5 separate regions of the Mus musculus genome follow, and all the other regions are linked to region 1. Evidence: chromatin loops called from intact Hi-C (ENCODE). Cell type or tissue: heart. All regions are shown on one strand. Region 1 holds the start of Ets2 (E26 avian leukemia oncogene 2, 3' domain). Region 2 overlaps Erg (ETS transcription factor). Region 3 overlaps 1600002D24Rik (RIKEN cDNA 1600002D24 gene). Region 4 overlaps Erg (ETS transcription factor). Region 5 has its middle 44 kb from the start of Gm41509.

Evidence for each region. Hi-C counts contacts between places; a loop is a spot of excess contacts. Peaks named below come from ENCODE experiments on the same cell type or tissue, not always from the same donor. Only the 100,000 strongest peaks of a DNase experiment are listed, where the experiment ranks them.
Region 2: a loop joins it to region 1, with 7 times the contacts of the local background. A loop is called at or near these places in 4 of 42 quality-filtered maps.
Region 3: a loop joins it to region 1, with 5 times the contacts of the local background. A loop is called at or near these places in 5 of 42 quality-filtered maps.
Region 4: a loop joins it to region 1, with 2.1 times the contacts of the local background. A loop is called at or near these places in 4 of 42 quality-filtered maps.
Region 5: it touches region 1 in a loop (2.9-fold over the local background); 12 of 42 quality-filtered maps call a loop at or near these places.

Annotation. Positions count from the first base shown.
Region 1 is chr16:95,699,541-95,704,540 of GRCm38, reverse strand. It overlaps Ets2 (E26 avian leukemia oncogene 2, 3' domain), which reads right to left and starts at 2,134. Exons shown (of 10, transcript NM_011809.3): 1 at 1,897-2,134. Gm31989 (a long non-coding RNA gene) reads left to right here and starts at 3,693. Exons shown (of 4, transcript XR_876298.3): 1 at 3,693-4,342. In heart, a CTCF peak has its summit at 2,629; DNase peaks (open chromatin) are centred at 300, 2,140 and 2,600; H3K4me3 peaks cover 2,976 bases; H3K27ac peaks cover 2,214 bases.
Region 2 is chr16:95,456,993-95,461,992 of GRCm38, reverse strand. The region is part of intron 2 of Erg (ETS transcription factor); the gene reads left to right. Among named protein-coding and RNA genes, the nearest start is that of Erg, 71 kb to the left of the region's middle. In heart, no CTCF peak of the experiment used is centred here; DNase peaks (open chromatin) are centred at 1,452 and 2,472; H3K4me3 peaks cover 2,338 bases; H3K27ac peaks cover 2,092 bases.
Region 3 is chr16:95,858,602-95,863,601 of GRCm38, reverse strand. The region is part of intron 1 of 1600002D24Rik (RIKEN cDNA 1600002D24 gene); the gene reads left to right. Among named protein-coding and RNA genes, the nearest start is that of Gm32130, 59 kb to the right of the region's middle. In heart, no CTCF peak of the experiment used is centred here; DNase peaks (open chromatin) are centred at 831, 2,131 and 3,291; H3K27ac peaks cover 3,594 bases.
Region 4 is chr16:95,464,486-95,469,485 of GRCm38, reverse strand. All of the region lies in intron 2 of Erg (ETS transcription factor), which reads left to right. Among named protein-coding and RNA genes, the nearest start is that of Erg, 63 kb to the left of the region's middle. In heart, a CTCF peak has its summit at 2,740 (motif pointing left); no DNase peak of the experiment used is centred here; H3K27ac peaks cover 472 bases.
Region 5 is chr16:95,751,398-95,756,397 of GRCm38, reverse strand. It overlaps the pseudogene Gm6599. Among named protein-coding and RNA genes, the nearest start is that of Gm41509, 44 kb to the left of the region's middle. In heart, a CTCF peak has its summit at 2,909; a DNase peak (open chromatin) is centred at 3,717; H3K27ac peaks cover 315 bases.

The DNA.
Region 1 (5,000 bases):
TCACTTTATTCTGAGGCAACTGAGGACCGGTGACAACTGAGTCACCGGCCTAGACTACACACTCCTTTGGGGGTGTCTGTGGAGATTACGCCTCAGATCAGTAGGGCCTTAAATCCTGACCATGCCTGAGTGGGCTCTCCCTACCCCACCCCACTGAAGCAGAGAGCACACAAATATGAGCAAACCAGGCCTTTCTGTCACACTTCAGTCCTGTGAAACACTCGCCAACTGAGAACTTCATGTCGCCTACTTGGATGGAGTCAGCCCTGTAGCCTGTAACCTGTTGACTAAACACAAGCCTCCCGCAGAAAACCAGCAGCAGAGGCAGAGGTGTCCACGTGGTTCCTCCAGGGCCTGTCGGACAGTGCTTTCTGTTGCCCCAGTGTACAGACACTCGAGGACTTCTCTGTGATTTTTCGCTTCTGAGATGGGCAGAGAATAGCTTCAGAGGTTGGGGAAGAGCTCCCCTGCCTTTTGTGTACAAACAGGAGCAGAAAAGGGAGGCTCCCACTCCCACATAAATGCTGTAATTACCGGCTGCAGAACAGGGTTCCTTTGTTGCCTGGCTTTTAATGAGTTTTGTAAAAAAAAAAAAAAAAAAAAAAGAATGTAGAATTAAAGCCCTCCACTAAATGGCTTCAGGCAGACCCACGGCTAATCAAATTTAAGTTCATTTATCCGACTGGATGTGCTTGCTAACCCCTGGGACAAGTCAAGACTCTAGATAAATCAATTTCAAGTTTAGACTTTTTGGTACTGGTGATGGGCTAAAAAAAAAAAAAAAAATAGTAACAAGAAATGGGAGAAAATGGCAGAAATGTAGTAACTGGGAATAGTTAGGTTTTTAAACAAGAATTTCATGGATAACTGTATCCTTAGTGGAACAGGTAATCACTTATATAAGAGAGCATGAGTTTGTATTTAGATAAATTTAGGTTAAAAAAATAAAATAAAAGGACAAAACCCTTTGAAGGTTGGTTTGCCTTTTGCTTAGCAATCAGTTTAGAGAAATGAATGACTAATTCCATATATGAGAGTTTGGCTATTTCCCTGTGGGATGCACGGTGTTCACATTAACTGCACTGCGAGATTACTCAGATTTTAATAAAAGCTTAACACTGAGATGTATCTCCGGATTGGCGGTGGTGTAGGCAGGCAGATACCGACAGGAGCTTCCACAGCGGGAGCAAGTCTCTCAACTGGCGAATTAAATGACTCCTCTCTCCAACCAGGACTGCTCACCGCTTTACTTTCTAAATAAGTAGCGAGTCAACTACTATTTTAGGCTCCCCTGAAATTGAGTGCAGGCTAGTACAAGTCTTATGAGATTAAATAGTAAATTAGAAAAAAAAAAAAGTCAAATACGCAAACGCTTCAGGTTACCCCTTCATTCATATGCTTTAAGGAGAAAATAAAAGCAGAGCAGCCACCAGCACCCCTACTTGGACCGTATCCCGTACTGGCTTCCCAGGGCCCAGGGGAGCCCAGACCTGGCCAAGCAGGTGACACGTTCCCGGGAGCCGCAACTTCCCAGGTGTTCCATGATCCGGACACCCCCACATCCTTCCAGGCCTAGCGCCTCCCCAACTCAAGTCACCCCGAACCTGGGGCTACCTCGGCCACCTCTCCAGGTGCCTCAAGCCCTCTCGAGAAACGCAGTCGCGCACCCCGGGCAGGAACCGCACGGGGCGACCACTGGCTTCCCCAAAACAAAAGCGGTCTGCCCGCGCCCTGCCCGATGCCTGGGTCCCCCTCCGAGGCCACTGGGTGCCTAGGAACCAGCCGGAGCGGCTCTGGGGCGCGCGATGGCCCGGCGGGATCAGGGGCCGCCCGCACTACACCCCACCCCGGGCGGAGTCTCTGCTGAGGACCATCGCGCACAGGGGCCGCTCTTACCGCGCCGCAGCAGGCAGGGCCAGCCGGAGGGCGGCGGGGAGAGGAGATCGCGGCGGTCCCGGCGCGCAAGGCCGGGCGAGACGAGGCCGTAGGGCCGATCCGGGCGCGCGGGGCCGGGGAAGGTGGCGGGGACTGACGGGCCTCAGTGGTGTCCACTCTGTGCTCAACGCCGCGGTGAAGGAAGTAACCAGCCCGATCTCCTAGCCGCGCGCTCTTCTGGAGCTGGGGGAGGGCCGGAGGGAACCGGGGGAGGGGACAGCAGGGGTGACGGAGAGAGCGCGGAGGAGGAGCGAGCGCGAGGCCGGCGTGGGAGGAGAGCGCGCTCTGGCAGCGGCGGATCCACGCTGCTCCCGGGCCCTTCTCTGCGACCCTGCAGCTCGCTGTCGCCTGCCTGCTGGCCCCTGCTCCTGGAGCCCGGTTCGGGCGTTATGCCCAGGAGGTCCAGCTAGAAAGGCAGGGCCGTATCCGCCCGCGTTAGGCTGTCTGCAGGTCCGAGCTGGGGGCCCTGTTGGCACTTGGGTTGGGTGGTTAGGCTTCTGCGGTGGAGCCTGCCCTGTGCTTGGAGCTACGTGTGGGTCCTGATTTCTGGTCCTTCGTCGTGAAAGACTCATACGTGGGGTTAGGGAGTCGCAAAGTGGGCGGGTGGCGGAGTCGCGAGTGGAAGAGCAGAACGTGGCGCAGCCGCTTGCCTCTGGAGAGGCCCCTCCTACTGCCTCGGTGCGGATGGCGCCCCCTAGGGCTGAGCCGAGTCTCAGCGCCGACTTGGCCGAGCACTTAGGCGCCATCTATTATTAGTCTTAGTAAATCCTTCAAGGCTACTACTGTGTTCTACTTAACATGGTCTACGAGGTCAACTACATGTCAAGTCCAGCGTGACTCTCCCAAACTCATGGTCAAAACACAAGCCAAAGAGTGGTTTCCTTTTTGGTCAGAAGGCGTTGAGTCCATGGTTGGAAACCTGTGGGATTCATCCGTAGGCACAGGTGTACGTTGAATATTATTTCGTTCCTTCTCAAGTTTAGGTTGTTACCAGAGATGGCATATGAAATTGCAAATGGCAAGCTCAGGCAAGGCCACGGGACTGACGATTGGTACATTACAAGGACAGCCTTGCCGGGAAGGGAGTGGAAGACCCCAGCTTCTCTGGTACCGCAGGGTTCCTGGTTTCCATGGCAACTCCCCATCTGAAATTATTGCCAATCAAGATACTATTACACCTGATACTTCTCTCCAGTGTATCACCTTTGCAGGAGTCAAGGCCTAATCCACTAAGCTAAAACAGCTAGGTCCAGAGGGAATTGATATTTCCTCATGGCTTCTCAGTGTGTATTCAGGTCCAGACCAGAGAACCCAGGTCAAGGAGGAACTCCATAAATAGAAGAAAGAGTCCCTGTCCCGTTACCATGGAGACACGGAACAGCATATGCTAACTTAAAAAAAAAAAAAACATAGCAGAAGGTACTGACTTGTCTGAAGGAGTGTGTCCGTTGGCCCTATCTCCCTGCAAGTATTTTCACGCCTTGACCACGTATCTGAGAAGCTTGGTACACACAGTGATCTCTTGAAGTTCAGATACCCAAAACAGGACTGTTTCCTTCCATCACTTCTGCTCCTGAGACCGTGGGCATTCGAGGACTCCTTTGGTCCACAAAGGCCTTATTGAGCCAAGCCTCTCAGGGCTGCTCAGGCTGATGGCTGGAGGGCAGCTCTTGGTAATGCTGAGCAGAAAAGCTACAAAAGAAGTTAGTACCCAAGTGTCACAGCACCCCTGTCATTAAACTTTGATTAGCTGATGAAGCAAACCTGTAAAAGAATTTATCAGCAGGGCTGAGAACTTGGTAGGGACGGGCTCTAAATTCCTGAATAAGTTTTTCTAAACTCTCTTTTAGGAGCATTTTAGGAAAATCTCTGGGGGAAAAAACTGTCATATACATGAAGAGGAAGAAAGGTATTCAGGAAAGCCACCCCAAACCTGTCAGGTCTGAGTATGTGGAAACCTAATGTAAAACAACAGCGGCTAGAAGCACGCATGGCAGACCAGCGAGCTCTCACAGACGTCAGGCACCTTTGTGTTCTGCCTGGCCTTCTGGAGGAGGCAACCTGGATCCCAAGCATAAGCTAGACAGGCCTCTGCTTTGTGGTTGGCCCACCTCAGCCTTGATCAGTTACATACTCAGGAACATAACAGATACACATTTACCTTTTCTGTTTGGTTCCCCCACCCCTTCCTCTTCTTGGGTGGTTTCCTAGTTACTGAGCCGGAGTTAAAGCCTAGCCTGGCTGAGCCCTGTGATTATTCATTGACTATTATGGCTCGATTCACAGGGAAGCTGGGGCCTTTCTGCAAATTGAATCTAATAAAAGCGCACTCCTTCTGCTCTGAGATCAAAAGTCAATGGCGTTAGGAGGAAATGGAGGCTGGGGAAGGCTCGTTGGCTTGGAGCTGGTAAGGAGCTGGTAAGGAGCGAGCAGGTGGACTGTAGGGGGTGGGGGGTGGGAGCAGCATGAGGACAAATGTAACCAACCCTCCTCTGAACAGAAGGGGAGACAATATGAAAGAGCATATGAATTACCTAGAGAGTGAAATGCAGAGTTCTTTAGGACCTGGGCATAATTATGAAACAATGATTAACCCATTAAGTCATCCTTTTCAGAAACCGTGCATCCCAGCCTGCTGAAGAGCTGGCTGTGTTTACCTTGTGATCTGGCTCAAAGGCTCTATCTTGGGGGGTGGGAGGGCGGGGTCCCAGCTCCAAGTTAAACATTTAGTCTGAGGTGTACAATATTCACTCTGCAAACACGGTGTGAGGTGGAGAGGACAAAAGGAAGTGGGGCTTGAGTGCCTGCCCCTTGAGGTTGGATTGTGGGGATCACACACAGAGTGGAGCCCTTTGAACCCAGAGGGTGGGAAAGCAGAGGCAAGTAAGGGCCTGGAGTGTGTGGGGAGGTAGAATTACCCCATTTTGAGTATGGCCTGGAATGCGTCATGGAGTAGTTAACTGATTCACAAATCCCACTGGTGTTGGGGTCAAGGAACAGATAATGGCAGACTTTCTAACCCCACGCCTTTCCAAACCAATCCTCTCTCGCCAGTCTGTCGGCCT
Region 2 (5,000 bases), 240 kb after region 1:
GAAAGATAAAGTGAGCTCCCCCACCTCTACTCCCCAGGGTAAGGTTTGGGAAGTGGCATGGGGTGTTGTAATTCATAGGAGCGCTTTATGCTACCAATAGTCAGTTGACATTTATGGGAAGAGCCCTTGCATTCAGTCATCTGGGGAAGCCAGCCTGAGTGCTTGTTCTAATGGCATCAGAAATTACTCTGTTTAAAGGTAAAAAATTGGCTAAGCATTTTGTCATTTGAAACCAGGGATTTTTTTTTTAAATAGGGGAGTTGCCATTTTAGAATCCCGTGGCAAATTTTATACCTCTGATCCCCAAATTATTATGCTAGCTGATCATGGTTCAGACTTTTGTTTAAGATCAAAATTAGGCACAATGAGAGGTATGGCTAGAGTCTTTAGAAAATAGAGCAAATAATTATAGTGTCTGGTTTCTTTTTATAATTACTCAAGCAAATAATCTAGTCTGTAATAAGAGAGTATTTTATCCAATCATAAATGAATGTGTATAAATATTGGAGGGCTGGGCACTTGGTGAAGAAGCCAGAAATCTTAAGTGTGTAAGTGTGTCTCTCTGTCTTGTAACTGACCTGACAGTTTGATTTGGCCTAGACAGGCACGATGGAATTCTGGGCAGATCACAGCGGGTTTTAAAACTCCATAAAGAGGGAGTTACCACCGCCACAGGACACAGCAGAATCCCGGTGGGTCCGTGGCTATTTTATTGCAAAGAAGTCTGCCTTTTAAAATCCCACACCTGGTAAATCCACACAGTGGATCCTGTTACGTTTCAGGATCAGCAGTTAACATTTCAGATGGATCTACTCTTAGGAGAGAAGAAAACAAAACCAAGAACACAGCGAGGTGCTCTGCTCCGAGCTTTGGTTACTTTGTTTTATTTCTCAGGGCTTGTAGGAAGCTGCTGGGATAAACAACTCAGAACTTTGAAAATTTTAGGGGAAACATAGTTTTAATCAGCCTGACATCTTGTTCATTGTTCAGAGATAAAAAGGAGCCTGGAATCAACATGCTCTCAAAGGCGCTGAGAACCAACCCATCAGCCTCCCATCAGAACTGGGAATTAGAGTTCTTATGTATTTTTCTTTCTTGCCTTTTAACATCCCTCTCCTGGTTCCCACCTCCTCCTCCTCCTCACCCTGATCCTTTCCTCCTCATCTCCCCACCCCCATTTTTTGAACTGCTGGGATTTGAACCCATAGCCCCTGACTATGCTAGGCAGGTGGCAGGAGGGGGTCGTCAGAACCCACCCCAGCACCTCCACCTGCTTTTCCTCTCTTTCTCCTCTTTTGTGTATTGTAACTTAAGGGGTGGAGGTGGACCAGGGGCAAATAAGAGAAAGGAGCTGGTGTGTGGCAGAGCTGGCCCAAAGTCTGAATGAGTTCAGTTCACTGCCTGTCTACCCAGTAACCAAGAATTGTCCATGACTCAGGCTCTGGTCCATTGTGCTGCTTGGGTCCCCATGAGACCAAGTGACGGGTCCAACTTTCATGTGGTTCAATTCAAAGCAAACTGTTGTTTCTTCCACAGACCAAGTAATTTCCTGAAAATGAGTAATTAAAGGCCTGAAATCCTGTAAAGGAATGTTAAGGGCTGTGTCAATTCAGCATCCTTCAGGGGAAAGCCGAGCTATGGCACTGAACCTGAAGCTTGGCTTCTATGCATTTATGAGAACTTCTCCCGGCCTCTTCTCTTAAGCTCAGAGTTCTGTTGGAATCCATGGTCCACAACACGGGTGTCAGAGGGATGTATGTTCTAGAATGTAGAATCTAGTTATTTGGTGTGTGTGTGTGTGTGTGTGTGTGTGTGTGTGTGTGTGTGTGTGTGTGCACTCATGAACACATATAACCATATGTAGTATGTATATGTATACCTGTATATAGGCATATATGTTGGTTCAGGTGAACATGCATGTGAAGGCCCCCAGTCAACCCTGGATGTTATTCCTCAAATGTTTACCTGGGACCAGCTGATTGGCATATGCTGACCAGCTAATGAGCTCCAGATATCTGCTTTGTCTCTGACTCCCCAGGGTTAGAGTTGAAGGTATGTGCACGACTCCCAGCTTTTGTCTGTGGGCTCTGGGGATGGTACTCAAGGAGCCATGCTTGCATAGTTGACACTTTACAGACTGAGCCATCTCCCCAGCCCCTTTAATGAGCATTTGAAAACAAGATCTTGATTTGATTTTTCTTTTTCTTTAGTTTTCTTGGTTACCTCGATTCAAATTGGCCATACAGCCATAGGTACTAGGTCCTAGTTAGCTTCAGCTCTCTGTGCTGGCTGGTGGCGTTCCTGGGGAGGGGGCGATGTAAAGGACAGGCACCCAAGCACCCTCCCATGTGCAGCCATGCAGAGCCCCATCACATCTGTATCCTGCTTTGCTCTGGTGCAGCCTGTCACCCAGAGTCACGCAGGTCACACCTGCTGTGACAGCCCCGGCCTCAGCCAATTGATGCCTTTTTTTTTTTTTTAATTAAAAAACTTCTCCTGGCTGCATATCATCAAGAAAAACAACATTGTTTTCAGGGTCTCTTATCTCTCCACTCCCAAATATCCTGTTTCTTCGGGCTGGGCAGCCAGGACCAATAGAAACCTCTTCCTGCCATTGGCTGACTTCATTTCCCAGACTTAGCACAATCTCATCCGCTCTAAACAACCTCATCAAAACTACTTTCTGGTCAGAGAGAAGCAATAATTATTATTAACATTTATTAACGATCAATAAACTTGATTGCATTATGGCCAGCACTATTAAGGTAAGGAGAGGGTTCCTCTACATTTGACAAAATCTTGTTTTTCTTGCGCTGGGCTTCCTTTATCAAGGCAGATAAGTTAGGGTTGGGCAACACCCCCCACACCACAATAGAGGACAACAAGATTTCCTTTGCGCTGCCTAGTAAATTTCCTTTTTCCTACTCAGACCATCCGCAAGGCTTAAAAACTTCAAACTCAGAAAAAAATTGGGGTTCCTAAATTCACTGTTGAGCGCCGTGGATTTACTTCAGTGAAGGCTTTTTGGAGCACTTCTGAATTTTCAGCTTCTTTACCTGTTCCTAACGGTGTCTGGATGTGGGTTCGATACGAGGCATTAACCACAGAGGTTGGAGGGCAGGGTCAGAGAGATGGTCTTGTCAATGGTGAACATTTGGATACGCATCGGGGACTCCAAACCACCAGGCATGCCAGCATGTCCCTGTGGAAGTGAGGAGACACTCAGTGGCTGTTGGTAACAGGATGGACGAATGTTGGCTTGAATTGTGGGGACCTCCATGCCGAGAGGAATCGGGCGCCTCAAAACTCGAATGGTGGTAATTGGGTGTGTTGGTTAATGTGTCTATCACAAATAAAACACCTGTCTTTCTGTGTACTGCAAGCTTTCTTCCCAGTGTTGCGTGGTTCGTGGGGACTGTAAAGCAGTGGTCTGTTGGTCTCTTTTCTGCTGCAGGTGGGTCTATGTGTTTTCTTGTACATGTTTCGAGAAGAAAGCTTACTGGTAAAGTTTAGTGTCGAGACAAAGCCGCACGGGTCACCGGTTGAAAACTAAACGCAGCCTGGTCGATACAAACAGCTGATACCGATACAGAAATCTGTGGAATTAGTTGTACGGGGAGATGGTGGGTCTGTTAAACTACATTCCAGGCCACCGGGCTTTGGTGACATTCGTAGGAATGAGGAAAGCCAGCAGTCTGTATAGACAAAGGAAGCCAAAGAGTGTGTTTATTCGTTGTGTCTTTAATTTTGTGGCACAGAGATGGCAAGTGACCTATTGTCCAGTAAGGGTTCTGCTTAGCCTGAAAACTCATGAGTATTGGGGTTTGCCCATAATAAAGACGAGGCTAGAAGGTTAGAAACCTTCGCCAGCTGATTATATGTACCGTGGAAACTGTGTTTCAGAGGTCCATGCAGTTTTCAGGTCTCAGGCTGTATCCTGTAATCCAGTAAGGCTCACACCAAAGGCTGCCGTCTGAGAGTTTTCTTTCCCTGGACCCAAGGAGTAGGGCCAGCTGCAATATGGTGACCTAGAGGGGATTTTAGCATTGTGTCTGATAGACTCTAATTTCGGATAAATGAGTAGAAACGACTTATTTTTACAACACCAAATGCTGCTTTTGGGGTTCTGCTCTAGACTCTTTAATTCTATCTATATTTCAGAACAATTAGAATATTCTGTGTAAATCTTAGATAGCTTGAGTAGAAGCTTATTCGGGTTCATCAAACTCCACAAATCAATGCTTTAAAGGGCATGGAAAGAAGAGATTGCCCTGCAGAAGGTGGAATGTGTTTGGACAACTCTCCAACGCATTACACTGTTTCGTTTAAGACCCATGTGTGTGAAGAAGTCACCTTTGAAGTCAGATTGCATTTTTATCTTTTGAATACATTTGGGGACAATTACTTGCTCTTTTTAGGACTCTGTTAATGTGTGAATTCTGTGTCACATGTGTGTAGTGTGTCTCTCCCTACAATAGAAATGACTTCCAGTGAATTCTTTAATGTCCCTTGTTAAAGCTGTCTCTCTTGAGTGGTGAATGACTTGAAGATCAGCTTTCTGTGAGCTTTCCTGGATCAAGTAGTAAGATGATTTTATGGCTTTGTTTGTGACATGGGAAAAGAAGTCTTGAGTCTGTTGGCTGCAATTTTAATTACTCTGGGACAAACCTCAAATTAGCACAGGGCAGTGTCCTCTGAAGTCATGAGACAGTCCCCATAGGGGGATTTTTGGATTGGAAATAAGCTTGGAGTTTTGGGTGTTTCAGTAAATAAATCAATGAGTTCTTTGACTTGCAGACACTCTGGGCTGGTGAAGCTGGCACATCATCACCTCTGTGTGGGATTCCTTTCCTTTAGCCACTCTGCCTAAAGCCCTGTGAGGCACGTTTCTGGTACTCTTGCCTTGCTTTGGCAATTTGAGGTAGAGAGAACATGGCGTTTCATTCGGGAGAGGTAAAGGCATTTTTAGGAAATAGTATTTCTCTCTGCGAAGTCATGGG
Region 3 (5,000 bases), 160 kb before region 1:
AAGTACATTAATTTTTATAGCTATGCTGTCGCTGAAGTGAAATTATAAAAGTGACAACAGCTCCCCGTAACCAGAAAATGCCCAGCTATAGAAGCACAGCCAATCTAAGAAACAGTACTCTAATGTGCAGATCTAAGAAACATTAATTAATATGCAGATGCTTCTTAATTTCATATTCTAGACCCTGAGGGATTATGAGGAGGTAACTCTGTGATTGGGGAGCCACACACGCAGGGTGCCCAACACCAGGCTCTCAGTGGTTGTCTTCTGCTATGGGTGAAAGGGTACTCATGGAGGAGTGGGCTGGCAGGCCTCTCTGGGGCAGGGGAAGGTGGGAGTGAGACGGGATGGGGTGGGAGGCTTGGGTAAGCTTTCCTTTCATTCTATTCTGTTGGCCAGGACCTAAATTTAGTGCCAGCTAAATAAAGGAATATTTTCAGGGCAAAAGGAGGTGATGGGGAGAGCACACTGCTTGCCTTGGCTCAGAATTCTTTATTCTTTGGGTGTCATTTTGCTGAGGGATCCCTGGAAACTGGGGGTGCGGTGGGGTGGGGGAGCCTAGAATGAGAAAGGAAGCAAAACTCATGGCCAAGGGTGTGAGTTGGAGAGAGGGGGCTGCTGTTTGACTAGAGGAAGTAGAGAATGGGGGATGGGTGGGGTCTTCTGTACCTCACACTCAGCAAGTCCAGAGCAAGGTAGTGGACTCTTTCCAGGCACCTGCTGCCCTTTCTGTGGGTGGGGCTTCCTGCCTGGTGGCTGATATCTACCCTCACACCATTTCCTGCCTGAGGCAGGGCTCTGGGGAAGCAGGTCAGCTGGCAAGCACGGCTGGAGTGTGGCTGAGAAGAGCTTTTTACCATATTGCCCACAAACTGTAGGCAATATCTCCCTTCTATGTTCCCAGTGACCGGTGGCCTTGCTCCATGTGTCAAAAATCTAGAGGCCCAGCCAGGATCCCCCACTCCCTACCCCGGACTTCCTGCGCCTCTGCATTGTCATGTGACTGTAAGAAAACTAGCTGCTAGTCAATCTTCAAGAAGGGAATTCCTCTGGGTTGAGGGAGTGTGCGCTGGGGATTACAGGAATATGTCTCCAGTAGACCTCAGCAGGCAAGCATCATGGGCTGCCCTGTAGGTATAGACAAAAATCAGACATGGAGTGTCCCATGCCACCCTGGCCTACCTCTGCCTCATAGCTTTGGGGCACTGGGTTACATTTGTATGTATGGAAATGTGCTCAGGTTATCTGTGGCAAGCCACCGTGAGACTTCTGTGGCTATGGAAGGTGGTGATCTTCTTCTGTATGAATGGAGGAGTCTTAGCTCTTGGTCTATGGAGGGATGAGAGGTTTTCACGGAAAGGAAGGGGCAGGAAGAGGCATGGGAAGCCAGGCTCAGCTCCCTCAAGCCTTCCTGACAGATGGTCAATGGCCTCTTCTTGGATTCTGGAGGCTGCCTCTGCCCTTTGAGATGTGTATTCACCTACTTGTTTTGAGGTTTCATGTTCAGGGGAGATGGGCATAGAAGCCTCTAGATGGGTTGAATAATGTACACTCAAACTCCTCTGACTGTGACCCTGCCTGGAAGATGAAGTCATGTTGAATTATTAGAATGGTACCTCATTGGTTAAATGACTGGTGTTCTTAGGAAAACAGAACACAGGAGAAGCCATGTTGGGGAAGGATTCAGAGGGCAAGGCTGTGTGGCTGCAAGTCAGCATCCTAGAGGTGACCAGAATCTGGGAGGGCCAGGAAGGGCCCTTCTGATTTTTTTTGCCCTGTGAACATCCTGATTCTAGACTTCCTTCCTCCACAACTAGGAGGGAATGGATTTTTGTTGTTGTTGTTGTTTTGTTTTGTTTTGTTTTTGTTTGTAGGTTAAGGACAACAGAAACATTACATGGATCATAGTGGCCCTAGGAAACGAATCCAACTGGGAAGCCCTTTCTTCAGGCACCCTGTCAGAACGCACAGGAGATGTGTTCTAGCATCTGGTAGGGAAGTGGCCCCAGGCGCCCAGCCTTTCCCGTTATCTTCCTCCGTGCTGGCTTCCGCTGTGGGGCCAAGGCAGCTGAAGGCAAGGCCTCCTTAGGACAGGAACGTGAGAGGAAGCCTAGCGTTGGCTCACGTTCCAAGTCAGATGGGAATCTTGGCTGTGGTGAAGACCCTTTTCCTTTGCGCTCAGGCTGTGTTCCAGAGATAAGGGAGAGGGGAGGAGCAGAGAGCTGGCTCCAGCAGAGAGGAAGCCATGGGAAGTCCTAGAGGATCAGTTTCCGGCTGATGACCCAGGCTTTGCAAAGGGGAGCTGGAGTCAGAGACCTGCTTTGCCAGAGCTCAGCCCCGACCAACTATGCAACTCAAGCAGGACACACTTCCCGGCTGCCTTAGTTTCTTGAGCAGAGGGGATGCCAAGCAGTGGTTACAGAGACCAAATGTGTGTCCTTGGCCAGGTTATGGGAGGCTCTGGTACATGGGATTGTGGGAAGAACACAGCCTCACATGTGATGACAGTTACTAGAGCACACAGTGAGGATGTGGTTGTCTTGGTGACGAATGCTGCTGTTTGGGCAATCCCTCTAGCCGAGATTGTCGAGATTGTGGTATTTAATGTTGACGTCCTTGGTTGGTTCTCATCTCTCCAAGGACTGGTTGCACTAGACTCTTGTCACCGTGACAAGAACCTGAGAGAAACGACGTGAAAGTAGAAAGAACTCTGGTCCCACAGCTTCTGCCCACAGTTCCCTCACACACTAAGATGGGCGGGCAATGACCGGGACATTGTGGTGACAGGAGTGAGGGTGGGGCTCCCCATGTGGTGGCCAGGAAGTAGAGAGGATGTCTTTCACATCTTCAATAATCCACCTCTTCCAGGTAGTCCTCCTAAACTTCCACTACCTCCCCAAATTACACCACCAGCCAGAGACTGAGCTCCCAAGGCATGATACTCCATATTTAGACCATGACAGGAGGGTCAGATTGTACCGTGGATAGATCAAGCTGCCCACACCTCCTCCCTGAATCATAACCGTTGTGCCACATGCTACTCTGACTTGAAGACGGAAGACAAACCATGTAACCAGCCATGTGACTCACACTGGCCTTGAACCCCAACTTGAAGGTGCCAAATGTTTCTGGGGCATGGAGGTCTCAGAAAACAACTTCTTTCTATAAGGCATTTCATATCACGGAGGCAGGGCCCTGTCCCCAACTCAGCTTCCAGGGAACAAGCCCTCCCAGAACAAAACCATAAATGGAGAAGGGCTTCAGAGGCAGCAACAGGGGTCATGGTCACGCCATTTCCTCACCAGCCTATTGTCTTTCCGTGTTACCTTGTTTGGGAATGGCCTTGGGACGGCTCAAACACCTGCTCTAGCACTCGAAGCAAACAGTGTCCCTTTGTCTACTTAGGTGATGTCAGTGGACCTTGGATCCAGTTCCTCACAGCCTTTCCCTCTCCCATTCTCTCACAAGGGACCTTCAAAGTGTGAGTTCTGCTGTCCCTGGGTAGGGAAGTTTTATTTTGGACCTGGCTGGTACTGCCTGCCGCTGTAATCAGCTCAGGCTGAAGGATGACTCCATCCATCTCTGGCCCTCTCTTGAACCCTGTTTCTCCCTCCCAAACACGGCAGCCTAGTTAACATGTTATAAACAGATTTCTGAGCTGTATGTTTGAGTGTTAGGACTTATCATAGCCTTGACCCTAAAAATAATCCAGAAATGGACCAGTTTGGTTAAAAGTTGGACTTTCTTGAATGTTAAACACTTTTGGCAAGAGCCAAAAGGTCTCTGCTTCTTTAGGAATGTTCTTTCTTAGAAGATATATACATATTTTACATACATACACACATATACATACATATGTACACATACATATGTACACACATATATATGGTACATATATACACATATGTATAACAACAACAACAATTATAAAAGTATAACAACAGCAACAATCACAATGGAAAATGATAGATTAAAGGATCTCATTGTAGCTCAGGCTGGCCTCATGTAGCTCAGGCTGGCCTCAAACTCACTGCATAGTTGAGGATGACACAGAACTCCTGATCCTCCTGACTCCACCTCCCAAAAGGTTACAGGCCTGTATCCCTGTACATAGTTTATGTGTGTTAGGAATTGAACCTGGGCCTTGAGTGTGCCGAGCAAGCAAGCACACCACCCAGCAGAGCCTTGTCTCCATTCCAGACAGTGGTTCATTGACCACGTCACTGACTCTATGATGGCTGGCATACCAACTCCTCAGGACAGCTGCAGACCAGTGTCTATCTGTGTTGAACATAGATGTAGAAATTCTCAACAAAACACTTGCAAACTGAATATAGGCACACATCCAAGAGATCACTCACAATGGTTAAGTTTGTTTATCTTAGAGCTGCAGGTATAGGTCAACATATGGAATCCATGAATAGAACATAATGTATATAAGTGGGCTTAAAGAAAAAAAAATCATACGATCTCAATAGATACAAGAAAGGCCTTTGACCAAATATAACATTCTTTCATGATTGAAAAATCCTAGGGATACTAAGGTCAGAGGCAACATACTTACCATAGCAAAAGTCACACAAGACAACCCCACAGCCAACATTATGCTAACCAGAGAAAAACTCAAAGCAGATACATTAAGATCAGACGCAAGATAGGGATGCCTGCTCTCTCCATTCCAATCTTAGCTAGAGAGGTAGGAAAGGGAGATAAGAGAGCCATAAGTGGAAACCAGGTAAAAAAAATAAACCTGTTGGTGGATGTGACGCTTGAGGTGAGACCCTAAGGGCTCGACCAGAAAACTAGAAAAGTGGTCAGCACTGTCATCTGAGTGGCAGGATCCAAAATTAACATAGCAAGATCAGTGGCCTTGCTATACACCAACAGACACACCGAGAAAGAGACCAGGGAGGCGGTTCTGTTTATAATAGCCTCAAAAGAGAAATAGAATACTGGCCCCTAAACCAAAAACTTTAAAACTCCAAGGAAAGAAATTGAAG
Region 4 (5,000 bases), 240 kb after region 1:
GCTGTCTGGAACCAGAGCCTTACTGCTTCCCAAACTTGTTAGTGTAGCCTTGAGATGGGCCCTGAGGTGGCAGACATCCACAGTAAGGGCTGCTTAGGAGCCGGATGGTCACTTGAGTTCAAGAGTTCTAGGCCAGCTGGACAGACTTGCTAAAGAAAAACAAAAGACGGTTTATCTTTCAGGAAACCTCCAGTTTGGTTAGACTCTTTCTTACAATTGCTAGGTTTCGTGAAATGGGGACCGGCTGTGTGTAGCTGAACACACTGCCTTTGCCCACAGTGAAGCCAGACTAATCATTAGATTCCTCCAGATGCCTCTAAGTGTAGTCCAGTTTTGTTTTTGTTTTTGCTTTTGTGTGTGTGTGTGTGTGTGTGTGTGTGTGTGTGTGTGTGTGGTGGAGCCCCCACAACACCGTGGAAACCTTAGAGGCCATGAGGGAAAGAGTCCCCAGTGTTTCAGAGAATAAAATGGCAGCCTTTTCTCCACATTGGAGTTCTTCTGTATACCAACACACAGGGTAATGGATCATCAGGCATCATTGCCTCTGTGGGCATGAGAGTTTCCCACTTCTCTTTGGGGAGGTAACTTGGTATCCATAGGAAGGATGTCCTGAAGATGAGCAACCAGCAAACCAGGTCCAGGAGAACTGCTGGCACTGGGTAAGGACTGAGGACATGAGGGTGTAGCCCTGGGGTACCAGCGTCATTGATGGATAGCTGTGGAGTGAGAGGAATTAATGACTGTCACGTCTCTCTCCTTCCTCTTGAGTTAAAATGCCTCTACGACTTTGACATATTTTCCCTCCAACTGATAGGTGAAGTTTCACTCTGTTTGTACAAGAACATTTCCCTTGCTTTCAGCACCTTCAGCACCTTCAGAGCAGCCTGGCCCAATGCTTAACATGTAGCTAATGCCAATAAAGATTGATAGACCTCTCATAGGAAGGCTCCTTCTGCTGCAACAGTCTTGTTACAAACGTCTTGTGGAAGCCAGACTTGGTCTCATAGTGTTCTAGGCATTTAAGGCTTCAATAAATCATTCAAGACTACAACTATCACTTCATATCACATCATAGGACTGATGCTGGAGAGGAAGTCTTCAACCCGTTGTCTTGCAGAAGGTTGTAGTCAACTGGCGTTTGGGGCTGGAGTCCTCTGGAAGCCTTCTTCACTTAGCTCTGGGGTCTGGTGTAAACTGTCATGCAGGGATAATGATAAGAACACCCACCCCATCTTTCCATAGTTGGCCTTTTTCTTTCAATGAAGGCTGAAGTTTATGAATGCTTGTTGCCAAGGAAACAGGCAGAGGTAGCTTTGGAAGTCTGATAACTGAACCTCTGTCAGAGACCTGAGGGGATGGGAGGGAGGCAGGTACCACTATTTAATGGAGCAAAATTGATGCCAGCTTTCAGAAGGGTTTGAGATGGACCATTTTAGGAAATGCAGTTGCCATGGTGATATGGTCAGTGCCTAGAAATGCAATGACTGCTCCATGTTCCTGGTCTATAAGGACATATGAAACCATCCCTGATAACAAATAGTGTAGCTGAGCATGCTTATGAAAGTAGGGTACCGTGCACATACGTGTGCCATGCATGTTACATGTCCACTTGCCGCTGGGTATGGTTTGGACACTGAGAAGGGGACCTCATGTGATAGAGAGTTGGAAGTCCTCAGAGTACATTAGAAAAAAAATCTTATTTCCAAATGCCTTAGTCAGAGTACTTGCTCAAAAAGCCCTCCTCTAGAGTGACCCAACATCTGGAGGTCTGCAACTGAACACCCCAGATGAAGACGGTTGGGGGACGATGGGGCAGGCAGCCTTTCCCTGTTTCTGGTGTATGTGTGTGTGTGTTTTGACTGTGTGCCTTGGTGGTCATACTTCTTCAGGCTGCTATGACACTCGGCTGTGGTGTCCAGGTCTTTTCCATCATGTGATGCTGTTCACACTCAGGAGCCCTGTGTGTTTCCCTGTCACAGTGACAGCAGCGAGAATGAAGCCCTGCCTTGGCTGCCCCACTCTAAGCAGAGAAAGCACCCCTGGGCTCTGCTGGCAGCTGGAGTCGGAAACATGCAGTAAGGATCATACCTGGGCCTCTTCGAAGCAGCTGGTCAGAGCCTGTCCACACTTACTCCACCCACAGCCTAGACCCAGGCAAACAACCCTCACCCGCTGACCTCACCAGCTCATGATATATAAGCTCATGTAGAAGCAGAAACAAAAATGCTCTGCTTATTTTAGGTACAAATGAAGACAGGGTAAGTCGCAGAGGTCCCCTCGTGTTTAGAGGACGCTGCTGAGAACCTCCTGTCTGGGCCGAGTGTCAGTGAGATTGTACATTAAAATTATTTTCAGGAAGACTAACATACATTTATAAAATTCTGTTTTGTTTTATGATTTGAAACAGGGTCTCGTAGAACTTGGGTTGACCCCAGACTTACTGTATAGCTGAGGCTGACTTTAAATCTTTGCTTTTCTTGTCTCTGCCCCCTGAGTTCTGGGGTTATAGTGTGACCCACAATGTCTGGATTATGCTTAGTTTTAAGTTTTAAAATCTGTAGATAATATGCTGATTCAAAGTTTTTCTCTCTTATAGGTGATGAATATTGGGTTTCCTTGTTGGTGAATAAAACCAAGACAGCTTTGTGGGATAATAACAATTATTTCAGGAATTTCATGGCAAGCCCTAGGCAGACATAGTGTTTGCTCTTTTTGGGCATTTTAGAGGGTCATGTAGTGCCCTCTAGTGTCCAAGATCCCAGCAGTTTAAAGGGAAGCCCCTTCCCAAGACTCCAGCTTCTGAGGAGCTGATAGAAGTGCCCCTCCTGAGACAGTAGGTGACTACTTCTTGCAACTCTCCACATAGGACTGTTCTTATAACTATAAATGAAGGCTAGAATATTATCTACTAGGGACACACAATGTGTGAGAAATGCGGCGTTTTTTAAATCTTGGATTTTACTTGCCTATCAGAAAGGGGCTGGGAAGATGGCTCCGTTGATAAAGTGGATAAAAATGGCTCACAGGGGCATGATTTCCAGTCCCCAGCATTTAAACTAGAAGCCATCCATGGTAGTGTCTACTATGATGGGTGGTGGGCTGGGGGCAGAGTGGAGGATCCCTGGGGCTCATCCCGAAAACCCAGGCTATCTCTGGGGCCCAGGTTCACTGTGAGACCCTGTCGCAGAAGCCGATCATCACATGGGTCAGCTGGAAGAGAAACAGCCTACCTGGATTCCGGCTGCACATGGGGGCCTCACCTCTGCAGTGGGAAGTGATAGGGCACATGCAGAGAGGTAGCATGCAGCCTGGGAGTGACGGGGCAGCTGCTACGGTGACTCCAAACCTGGCCTCTGAGTCCCTTAAGTTTATGGGTTGCTTGGTGAGGTGTGAGAAAATGGGAATGAATTCATGGCAAATGTTAGCTTCATTTCTGATTCCGTTTGTGATAGACATGTATTAGCAAATGATAACCAAATTAACTTGACTCAGGTCAAGACAAAGCAAGGCCACCTCGGCTGTTTAAAGAAGGAAAGAGGAGGAGCTACCCTTGCACACGGGTGCCTCCAAATCTCCGTGGCGTGAGTTACATCATTGCACCATTGCTTACCATTAACATATTATCTTTATTTTTGTTATACAAATAATTTGGGTCTAAAAGTTTTGCTCATTTGTGTGTGGAAGTGGAGGTAGGAGAGCGTTTGGAGGCACGTGTGTGTACTTGTGGAAGTTGGAGGGCAACGTTGTGGATTCGATTCTCTTCTTCCCACCTTTACTTGGGTTCCTGAGGTGGGTACTCAGGCTGCCAGGGCGGCTCAGCAGGTGCCTGTTACTATCAGAGCATTTCCTTGGTCCTAAAGAAACAGTTTGCAGACCAGTTTATTACAGTTCAATAAATGATACCAAGTATCATAGAAGGGAGACAAATACACTTTTAAACGTCGTTTGAGGTTCTGGAAAGTGATAAAAACCCAAGTTAATCTCAACAGCCTAAGATAATGTTGTGGAATGGTGCTGACAATCGCAGTACTGTGATGAGAGTCTGAGGCCGAGGAGGGTGGAACTGTGCCACAGTCCCCACAAGTGTGGCCAAGGGCCTCTGCACATCTTCAGTGGTGTGTCCTTCGCAGAACAAGCCCCAAGGTGGCTAGCAGCAAAACAGGGTTTCTAAATAACACTTGTGCTCACACACACCTAGTCCTGTGTCCAAGATCCTTTGGTATAGAGGCATAGTCACCCAAGTGGTGGCGCACGCCTTTAATCCCAGCACTTGGGAGGCAGAGGCAGGCAGATTTCTGAGTTCGAGGCCAGCCTGGCTACAAAGTGAGCTCCAGGACAGCGAGGGCTACACAGAGAAACCCTGTCTCAAAAAAAAAAAAAAAACAAAAAAAACAAAAAAAACAAAAAACCAACAAACCAAACAACAACAACAAAAGTTGCTTCTAGCTAAACTATTGTGTCAGAATAAGTATATCTCTCTTAGTCTTTTTTAAAAAAAAAAAACACGAGTGGTTCTTGAACAGACTTAAGGTCTGTGACAATTGCATTACTATCCCGGGCACTCGGGGATGAGAATGGGCTGGGTTAGCACAACCGGAGAGCGCTCTGGATGCTGAGGAAGTCATGCGTGTTGGAATTGTTGCTTCATTGGAACCCACAGAGCTGAGCCGATGCCTGCCTCACAGTGAAGGAAATTGCAGCATGGGTGTTGAAAGTTGAGGATTGAGTGTGTGATAACAATTTCCTTGCTTTAAATTAGTTCAGATCAACCAAGAGGCTGAAGGCTGTATTAACCACTCCAAGAACGTGTTAAGCAATAGTTCCTTACATGGTAATTTGATTGTTTCTTAAGGACCTGCTGGAGGACATGGCAAACACAAGACACATTCAGAGGCACGTGCACACACATGCACACAGACATATATAACATATAAGCATATACATATGCATAGATACATTCATAGACACATGTACACCCATACACACAGGCATATATAATA
Region 5 (5,000 bases), 52 kb before region 1:
TATGTAGCTGTCCAGCAGCCTTGGTTGAACTGGGCACCTGAAAGGGAGGCTGGAAATGAAAAAGGATGGGTGGGCAAGAGAAGGATGAAGCCAAGACAAAGGTTTCTGATCAAGGCTCAAAGTTTAATTTTTAGCTCTGCTTTTATATAGGCAAACCCCACAGACCTATCCTTTCTTTCAACTGGATTGAGTTGCAAAGCAAGCTCAGCAGGTGGTCAACTCCTCAACCTCTGGTAGGGAATTAAAATGGGAGGGGGGAACCTTGTTTAGCCTACTCAAAGCTGGGGGAAGGACACACTCCTTTTAATTTGTCCTCTCAAACTACCCATTAGAATGACAGAATTAAAACAAGGAATATATCTCAATATAGCAACTAGTGTTGCACTAGAGATGTCCATGTATCTGAAGTCACAGAGTCAGTTTTAACCTCCTCACTCATGTGGGGCTGTATTGCTTAAGGATAGATCCAAGTCCTAGTTCAGCTGGCTTATTCTGCTGGATGTAAGAGCTCACTCTCAGTTTAAGCCTCATTTAAAATATTCCCTGCACATCTTGTGTTGTGTCTAACATTCTATCTTGTATGATAATTGTGTTTTGGATGTGAGGTCCCCCAAAAGGGCATTTGTAAGCCAGTGTGGAGAAGCCTGTGATGTGGCTCCTCTCAGACTTTGGTTTGAGTCTCAGACATTGTACTACAGTCACCAGAGGTGGCTTCCTATCTCCACAGAGCAAATGGCCTCACTGTGTCCTCTCTCAATATTTTGACAAGAACTTACTGGTAAACTTGTATTCTATGGTATTTACCAATCTGAAGGATCTCGAAGCTGGTACAATGCAAACCTTCTGTACAAATAACTACTATTTCTAATTTTACATTTTCTAAGCATCTGAAAATCAGAGTATAACCAAAGCACAATATAGCACACATTTTTAAATGTTTAGCTTGATAAACTGGACAGTCTTAGAACTGTCCAACAACCATTCACTTAAGGTCCAGACATGCCCACCACCCACAGGCTTTCCTGGCTGTACATTTGCAGTCAATTATTGACCACACACAGTTTTGTAGGCAGCCACTTTCTGACTCCATTGGCTTTGTTGTTGTAGAACCACCAGGTGGGTTGTGGATTCACTCATCAGTAACCCGTTCCTTTACTGTTCAATGTCTTGTCTCCCACCCTCTTGTCAATGGGCATTTTTTTTATCTTAGTAAATAAAAGCATCTATAAAACCTTTGCATATGTCTTTATATAGATATTACAGTTTCTCTCAGGCATTCTAGAAATGAAGCCTCTGGGTCAGAGGGGATAGATGTGCATTTAGCTGCTGTTCTTTACCATCCCTAGCAATGCATGCAAGTCCCAGGCATGCAGCATCCTGCCCCCAGCAATGCATGCATGTCCCAGGCATGCATGCAGCATCCTGCCCAATGCTGTCAATCATTTTTATGTGAGCAATTCTAACAGCTGTGGAGTGACACCTTGCTGTAATTTCAATTTCCATTTCTCTGCTAACTAAAGCTGAGTGAGCTACTGTGGGGCTTAGCCCATTCATTTACTCTGACTGGGTCTGTTTTCTTCCACGTTTAAAACAGAATTATTTGTTTTTTTAAATGTTAATTTGTAGGAATTATCTTATCTATTTCTTTTTTGTTTTTTAATTTTTAATGACGAAAACAAAAATATACCTAAAAGCAAAGCTTCTGGAAAAACCATTTGTTCTTCCCTGTCTTGTATCCCTCCTCAAACTTGACCTTGGCCTCCCGCCTGGCCTTGCGTTTCAAAGCTGGGTCCCTGAACACATCCTTGTTGACAACAGTCTTGTCCAAGGGGATATCCACAGAGTACCTTGTGGGCATGAGGTGGTTGTAGTTGTAAACTTTCACAAAGGACTTGATCTTGGATCACTTGGCGATCTTCTTCTTGCCCATGGCAGCTGTCACTTTCCAGGGATAGTGGTCAATTCCATCCACCAGGGCGTGGCTGTAAGGGTGGTCCGAGGTGCCATCGTCAATGTTCCTCACGATGACAGCTTTGTGCCCAGAGTAGCATCCGGCCAGGACCAGCACCACTTTCCCGGGTTTCATGAACTTGCCCATTTCGACAGCAGACAGCTGGCACCCAGCAGAAAGACATCTTATCGATTTCTTAATTTATCTTTTTTCTAGTTACCCTCTGAGTTTCTTGAGACATTATATCAATCCTCTCTAAAGAGGTACTAAAGTACCTCCCACAAGTCTTTGTAAACATTTAGTAATGTAGGGTTTTTAGCAAAAAGAAGAGTTCTGGTTGTATAGCCTGCTGACTTTGCTAAATAACTCATGTTTAGGAACTAGATATATGTAGTTTCGAGACAGGGTTTCTCTGTGTAGACCAGGCTGACCTGGAGCTCACTATGTAGACAAGGCTAGGCTCAAACTCTGCCTCCCAAGTGCTGGAATTTAAGGTGCACACCACCATGCCTGGCAGGAATTGAATGTTTTGACTAGCAGTTGGCAGTTTGACTTTTGTTTTGTTTTTGAATTGAACTCCCCCTCCCTCTCTCATCACACTGGTCTCCTGTAAACATCCAAGAGATTGATTTCCAAATGTTACCAGCCAATTCAGCAAATACAACTTGAATTTAGGAAATTATCCTAAGTGCCATACTTCATTTTTACAGACTTAGGAAGAGCTGAAATTTTCATGGTAGGAGATCCCTTCTAGAAGGCAAATATTTATAGTCTTAAAGACGAGGACATTCTGTGCTGTCTATCACCTCATGTTTTCTTCTGCTTCTGAAGCTGACATTTCTCCGTGAAGAGCCAGAGCCCAGAAGGGGAAGGAAGAAACACAGACACTTTTATTTGAAGATAAAGAAGCTGAGCGTCCACAAAGAGAGTAACTGGAGGGTTAAAACCCTTGTCTCCCTTCCAACTTTGCTAGCCAGGAGCGCTATAAATCTGTGTTCTGGAGAGACACCTGCGATGATGTCACTTTCTTAAATTAGATGCTAGGCGGGCTGGCTAGCCCAGGAGGCCAGGGAACCAACCGTTGTTCCCACCATTATCCACTCCAACTCTATCTCAGGCTCTGCTCCCAGTGTCACCCTGCATTTGGAAGAGCTCTTAGCCTCGAGTTATTTCAGAGATCCATCTAGAATCTATCTCATCTGTTGGCTTTTGACTTGAATTTTATTGGTTTTTGAGTGTGTGTGTATGTGTGCGCGTGTGAACATGCTTGCTTATATGTGTATATATGTGTTCATGTGTGAAGTGTATATGTGTGTGAGTATGTATATGCCTGTGCAGTGGGCATATGTGTGTATGTGTGTACATGTGTATGTGTGTGCATGTGCACAGCTGTATGTGTATATGGGTGTATGTGTGTATATGCAGGTTCAGTGTGTGTATGTGTATGTCTGTGTACATGTGAGTGTGTGTGTGTATGTATGTGTGTGTGTGTTCATTCCCTGGAAGACTGAAATGGTATGAGAGAGTAAGACCACTCATCCAGTTTGTTCGTGGGGTGTATGGAAAGGTTGCTGACTAGCATGCATTTAGCAGTTTTAAATTTGTCCCCTTTACCAAAGCTTTCTTTTTAATTCTGTGTTTTAGCATTAGTCCCCTTGGGAACCAATTATTTAATGTTATTTAATCGTCCTCAGTCTAGCATGAACTTTTCACCTTCCCCGTTCAGTTACAGCTGTAGTTTCCATTTCTATTCAGAGCCTCTGACGTGGCTCGGATCTTCTCCACGCTGGGGAGTACTAATTCAAGCAGACACCGTTCTTTCTTCTGATTTCCACAGAGTTGCTCCCCACGCTCCTTGATCCAATTCAATGCTGCCATTTGTGTGACCATGATGTGCAAGGAGCCATTCCTCACTTATGATCTTTCCCGAGACTCTTACTTAGAAATTTAAATCAGCATACCTGGTTTTAGACTGGCAGGTGGCATCTTAAAGCAAGTCTTTTTTGGTTGATTTTCTTCGTTCTCCTTGACCCCTGATCCCCCTTGCACCTTTCTGTCCCCTGCAACCTCCGGATGTCTCACGCATCCAAGGCTCTATCCCTCAGCACCCTCCCCCACCACGTGATGTCCTTTCACGTTTCATAGCCTCTGCTCACACCTCACCCCTACTCAGAGCCTTCTCAAATGTGCTTCAGTAGATGTTTAGTGCCCACCAGTCACCATTAGAGGGAAATACTGACACAAAGCACTGTAATATGAGATCTGGCCTAATATTGATGCCATTCAGTCTTAAGATGGAACAAGTTATCCTCAGGGTTACTAGAAAGTTCTCTAAGATAATTTATAAGTACATTCGGATTGGAATATTACTTCTATCTAAATTTGACCTATAGTTTTTGTGTGTGTCATCTCTGTCACACGTTGGAGCTGGAGCTGATTGAGCCCCACAGACAGACTATGCATCTCCATGATCATCTGCTATGCAATTGTCGATATAACTAATGCTTTCAAAACTTAGAAAGTCCCTTTTGAGATATTTTAATTGTGCTTTAAATTTTATCTGCAGTTGGTAATATACTCACATTTAACAAGCTCCCCAAAGTTTTCTCATTTGAAAATTTTTCTATTATATTTTTCAGAGTAGGATATTAAAGCTGCTTGTTATTCTTGTTTCTTCTTTAGTTTACTTTTTCAAAATTAAAAAAGCATACTTATGTGCGTGTGCATACATGTGTGCATGCACTGTGTGAGTATATGTGTGAGTGTGTGTGTGTGTGTGGGAAGCCACATACGCCATTACAAGATGGCTACCGCTGGCCACCGCTGTAAGTTCGGGTAAACAGCCAATGTGCGCGTGTGCATAAGGGTTTCGCGCCAAGTCACAGCCCATCCTGGGGAATGTAAATGAGGTACTGAAAGCACAACCAATCAGGTATAGACACGCCACTCCTAGGCCTATATATGCAGCGCCAGTTCTGGGGCTCGGGGGGTCTTTCGCCTTCTCTATCAAGCTCTCCCAATAAACATGTGCAGAAGAATCCTGTCGTGG